Regions from separate parts of the Homo sapiens genome. Here region 1 is linked to region 2. Evidence: chromatin contacts called from ENCODE Hi-C or POLR2A ChIA-PET data. All regions are on one chromosome and are shown on one strand. Each heading gives the region's core, a stretch centred on a gene start or an enhancer-like site at or near the end of the contact. The rest is flanking DNA. Distances are from core to core; before and after follow the strand shown. Region 1 has its middle 91 kb from the start of UPP2. Region 2 holds the start of CYTIP (cytohesin 1 interacting protein).

What was found. Hi-C counts contacts between places; a loop is a spot of excess contacts on that map. ChIA-PET counts read pairs that join two places held with the same protein, here RNA polymerase II (POLR2A). Pooled maps may share reads with other maps.
Region 1: a loop to region 2 is called in a pooled map, with 3 times the contacts of the local background. The contact joins the enhancer-like site here to the promoter of CYTIP in region 2. A Hi-C loop is called at or near these places in 6 of 50 pooled maps. POLR2A ChIA-PET finds 5 or more read pairs at or near these places in 2 of 52 experiments (GM12878 and activated CD4-positive, alpha-beta T cell).

What each region holds. Positions count from the first base shown.
Region 1 is chr2:158,009,851-158,012,650 of GRCh38, reverse strand. It overlaps a transcript of UPP2 not described here. Among named protein-coding and RNA genes, the nearest start is that of UPP2, 91 kb to the left of the region's middle. Within about 2 kb of position 1,455, at least 4 of the 41 ENCODE cell types and tissues checked have a DNase peak (open chromatin) inside an H3K27ac peak, as active enhancers do.
Region 2 is chr2:157,442,754-157,445,604 of GRCh38, reverse strand. CYTIP (cytohesin 1 interacting protein) reads left to right here and starts at 1,516. Exons shown (of 8, transcript NM_004288.5): 1 at 1,516-1,758. The coding sequence starts at 1,585. RefSeq lists enhancers at 1,666-1,715, 1,756-1,855.

The sequences.
Region 1 (2,800 bases), core at 206-2,705, 570 kb before region 2:
GAATCTCTTTTAAGGATCAAAGATGTGGTTAAATATCACAAGATAATTTATCACAATGTTATTCATAATTTTAAAATTATATCAGCTAGGCACGGTGGCTCACACCTGTAATCCCAGCACTTTGGCAGGCCGAGGTGGGTGGATCACTTGAGGTCAGGAGTTTGAGACCAGCCTGGCCAATGTGGTGAAAACCCGTCTCTACTAAAAATACAAACATCAGCCAGGTGTGGTGGCACGTGCCTGTAATCGCAGCTACTCGGGAAGCTGAGGCAGGAGAATCACTTGAATCCGGTAGGCAGAGGTTGCAGCGAGCCGAGATCGTTTCACTGTACTCCAGCCTGGGCAACTGGAGACCCCCTCTCAAAAAAAAAAAAAAAAAAAAAAAAAGGTAGAAACAATTCAGAAAGATTATTGAACCTTTGAAACTTCCTCATGCTTATTCTGTTCTTAAAATTTTCTCTTTTCCTCAGAGTGATTAGCAATCAAACTCTTTTTTAAAAGGCTTACATGTACTGGTCTATGCGGGCAGAGAGTACAGGGAGGCTCAGAGAGTGAGCATGCAAACACTAAAGGCAGGACCGCAGAGGAGAAGATACCCAAAGGATAAAAAAGATGCTCACTGAGTCAAGTAGATGAAAACCAGCATTCTTGGTGTAAGCTCTAAGCAAGAGGGGAGACCATATACGGCCATAGCCAGGGAGTGGAAAAACCCAGAATTTTAGAAGGAAAGGAACCTTGTGGTTTCTTCAGCTCCAGGAAATAGCAAACACACCCCTATCCCCACCCCACTACCATTTACACCTACCCTAGGATCTTCTATTCAATTAGAAAATCTTTCATTTATCGAGCAAATATTTGTTGAGTGATGTGCCAGGCATAGACAGGAGAGGAAAGGAGGAAGTCTGTTTGTTTCAATTAGCCAAGTTGGTTTATTCATCTCTTCCTTCTTTAAACAAATGGCTCCTTCCCTCCCTCCCTCCCTCCAGACAAGTGTTCTGTGTGAAAACTTGATCTTTTCACATGACCCTACATCCTCCTCCACAGTGATTGGTTCCCTTCAGTGGTGGACAACTTACCCAAGCTGAGCCTAGCTCCCTTGACCATTGCAATTGATCAAAGGGTGGTCATGTGGCCCAAAACAAGCCAATCAGACTTCTTCCCTAGCTTTTTTTCAAAACTTTATGGGAAAGGAGGGCTCCTTCTCTCCAGTTAGAGAGCCATGAGCCCAGATGTGAGCCTGGAAACTGTAAAGAGCCAGAAAAGAAGCAGAGGGGAAAAAGACAATGAGCAAAACACTCAGAGACGCAGGAGGGAGAAAGAGTCCTGCTGGCATTCAGAACCCTGTGTCAGGTCTTTCTGAATCACCCATTTCCTCTGTCCTTCTGGCTGTCTGGTTACCTGAGTCATTACCTTCGCATTCTTCTGAAGCTATTTCCTATTGTATTTCTGCCGTGTGAAACCAAAGGGTGTTCCCCAGCACAAGGGTTTGGAATTGCAGCGCTCTGTATGAGCTCTGGTAAGCCTCCTTGGCCTAGTGAAGCAGACAGGTGCCAGATCAGAAGCTTTATTAAGATAATGAGGGAGGAGGCCGGGCACTGTGGCTCACACCTGTAATCCCAACACTTTGGGAGGTCGAGGTGGGTGGATCATTTGAGTCAGGAGTTCGAGACCAGCCTGGCCAACATGGAGAAACCCCGTCTCTACTAAAAATACAAAAATCAGCTGGGCATGGAGGCGTGCACCTGTAGTCCCAGCTACTAGGGAGGCTAAGGCACCAGAATCACTTGAACCCAGGAGGCAGAGATTGCAGTGAGCCCAGATTGTGCCACTGCACTCCAGCCTGGGTGACAGAGCGAGACTCTGTCTCAAAAAAAAAAAAAAAAAAAAGAAAAAGAGGGAGCTAATGATGCTCTCATTGGAGGGAACTCATTGTATTACCTTTTACCTATTAATATAACTGTGCCTTCACTTAACATTAATGCAAACAATCCTTGTTGAATACCTGCCCTGTATTTCCCTCACCAGTTTTTGGCCTTTTAAATTGAATTCATGCATACCCGTTCTTCTTTCCTGCTTAATTTGATTCAGCCTACTAGGAAAGGTAAAAGGGAGGATTCCACTTATGCCCGTAACTGTGAAAATGCAACATATCTTTAGTGGAAAATTTACAAACAACCACAAGATGGGGCTGTTATGCAAGGAAGTAAAAGTTAATGGTTGGCGGGAAGAGGATGCAACAGTTTCCAGCATCCAGGATAGGATATTTAAATCTTTCCTCACTAGAAAATAAGGAAAGGAAAATATTTTAAGAACATATATTCATAAAATCAAAGCACTACTTATAACAAATTCAGGGATTACTCTTTTTAACAATCTAGTGTTCCTTTTTGGGAAAGTGATACATAATTATTATAGTAGATATTTTCCGCCTATATCAAGGTTGATTGCTTGTCTTTCTTCCGGGTTTTCTTCATCCTCATTCTTCTGTCGCTTTCGATGAAAAGCCATAACATAAAACCAAAATACATGCATTAATTTATTAATTTATTTACAGACTTCTATGTCCTCTGTATTCAATTTCAAAGACAAAGAAATAGCATTTGATATATTTGATTAACATACTCGTTTCCTGGTGTCTTCCACCTCAATCTAAATTAAATCACTTTGACCTCATTTTTCCCCCCTTGGGTTTGCAGTTTGAAGATCTGGAAAATTCTTGATTAATAGCAATAATGTAAGGTAGCCACGTTTTTAGAAAATCCAAAAGAAGCAAGAGGAAAGTAACCCTGCATAGCCCTTT
Region 2 (2,851 bases), core at 267-2,766:
ACTGCTGTCATCCATTAATAGTGATGATTTAATTTATGTGCCTCTTAGCCTGAAAATGTTTTTAAAATCAATCTCTCTCTCTGTCTTCCTAATACACACACACACACACACACACACACACACACACCCCACATATACCTGTATACATATCTGTACATATCTATAAATATAGATTTTACGTGAATATCTTTATAATTGATGTATTCTTTAGTTGCCAAGGTATTTACCACTCCCTTTTGCCTTACACATTTATGTTACTTACCTGGCTTCTGAAAACGTATGTGTTTTTAATTCCTGATTTAGACCGTTATATGTTTGTGGTGATATCACTTTGTCCATGTCAAAATTCAATTCCAGTATAATGAGTCATGCTGTGATAGAGTTTTTAAAATCTATAATTGGCTTCAACTTTTGAAGCACTATTAATTCAGATTTTACTATTTATATTTGGCAATTTCTACTTGAGTTGAATTCATCTTCACTTCCAGTACACACACATTTCATTTTAGTTCAAAGATTTGCTAACTCTTTCAAATGCTAGTATTGATCTTCAGAGATTTTAAAAAGCACATTTGACTTTTTGTGCCATATAAAACTTCTCTTTTTGACTTTTGTTTCGATTCTTCCTTTTACTTGCCTCCCCTACTCCTCCACTGAAACCAGTTCTCTCAAAACTACCTGCCCCCAACCTCAGCCAAAGGAAAAAAAAAAAAAGCATCTGTGATCTTGAGTACTTGGTGATGGTGCCCTTGACCCATATGCACATGCAGGGACCAACAGGCAATGTTCTTGGTGCCACCTTGGTTTGCCTGTTACCTTCCTGCCCACTCCTTTCCTCCCCTGGGACCACTTGCTGATGCTGCCGCAAAGTCTCGTCTAAGAAATGGCAACATTGTGCCCTAAATGTGCTGGCTTTCCCTTCCCATTGTACTTTGTAAAGATCATGGGTAATTTTTGTAAGGACAAAGTAGTAAAAGGACAACCAGAAGAATGCTGAATGGTTACAACCTCAGTGGCAGATATAATGTCTTTTTGATGAACATTAATGATCTAGGGTATACTTCAGGGAAAGTACAGTATTACAAGGACTTCGAGAGAGAACATTATGACCGGCACCTGTAATTCTTGCCCATATTCACAAGAACTGAATGTCCTCGTGTGCTGACTTCTGCATTGCATTGCTAATGTTAAGTAAGAGAATGGATGGGAAACAAATGGTAGCACTTGGGGACATTTTTCTTTCTTCTCTAAAGAAAAAAATGGCAAATGGTGGTGTGAATGCAACTTGCCACAGAACATAAAAGCGTAAGAATTCTGGCTGTTTGAGGTGAAAAAATAAGTTGATTTTTCTTTAAATTGTAAAAATTAGCTCCAGGTTCTCTCAGGAGCTTAAAGAAAAAAAGCTTTGAGAAATGGGAGTGAATAGCAAGATAGGGTTTGTGTAACAAGTTCCTCAAACCACAGAGGTCACATGGGCTCTTTCTGCTTTGCTACTTTTGATTACTTGTCACAGTTGTACTTTTAGCTTCCCCCATCCTGCAAGGCCACTCAACCATGTGCTAGCTGGAGTGATCTTTATTCACAATGTCTTTACAAAGGCTCCTGCAACACAGCAGCAATGGCAATTTGGCGGACTTCTGCGCTGGGCCAGCGTATAGCTCTTACTCCACACTCACCGGCAGCCTTACGATGGACGATAATAGAAGGATTCAAATGCTAGCAGACACGGTGGCTACTCTGCCTCGGGGACGAAAGCAGGTATGATTGCTATTTTGTACCCTTTAGAGTGTTCACATTCTCTTGAGGGCAGAGTGATATGTTTGTCTGACTTCATACTAATGGTGATATTTTAGAGGCTTTGGAATTACTGGCTGATTATTATGGGTGAAGGAGGTGAGATGCTCAGGGAGCTAGGTGAACCAGTCCAAAGATTTGAGACCACAATCAAACTTTTTTTTCAAGGCAAAAATTAAGATTGTTTTTCTTATTTGAAGAAGTGCTCAGGTAAAATAAACATCATTAAGCATAAAAAACTTGAAGATGGTTTATATAGATACAACCAGTATGAGAATTAATTCTCTTTTCCCCATTGTGTCTCCACTGATTCTTTCCCTTCCATCCTTACTTGCAGTCCTTGATGGTCATTTCAGTTCATAATCAAATAAGAAATACTTTTTCTGAGGACAAATTTTGTTGACTAATTATCTTCAGCTCTGGGTTGCTGGCACATACCTCAGGCTATTGGAAAGTAAGATTTTTTTTTTTTGGATAGATGAGTGCCAGATTGAATATCAGCTCACCACTTAGTGTCTGTGGGATCTTGAGCAAGCCACTTGCCTCTCTAAGCTTCAGTTTTGTTTTTTCTAAAATGGAGTTAATAATAGAACCACCCTTATTGGGTTCTTATGTTGGTTAAATAAGGAACTGTGCAGTGCCTAACACAGTGACTGGCATTCAGTGTGTGTTTATTAAATGCTAGATTATGCCATTTTAATATTTTTATTGCAAAGTTTGTCTCTAGGGATGAAAACTCATTTGGAAAAATCTATGTCTAACTGAATTTATTTTGATTTTTTCGTTCTTCAATTTCTAACATGTAAAAATTTTTTTTTAACCATAATACCTCTTCAGGATTTTTTTTAAACAACTTGCTCTAAATCCCCAGGTACATATTTGAATTTCGATGTAGCATTTCTACAGAAAATATTTAGAATTGCCCTAGAGCAAGAATTTTTGCGCTTAAGTCTTGCATGTACAATCATGTGCTTCTCGTAAGCCTTCTAAATTCAGGATTAGAGAGGTATGGCATAGTGGGAGAGACATGATCTTTTTTCAGTGATGTATAATAGCT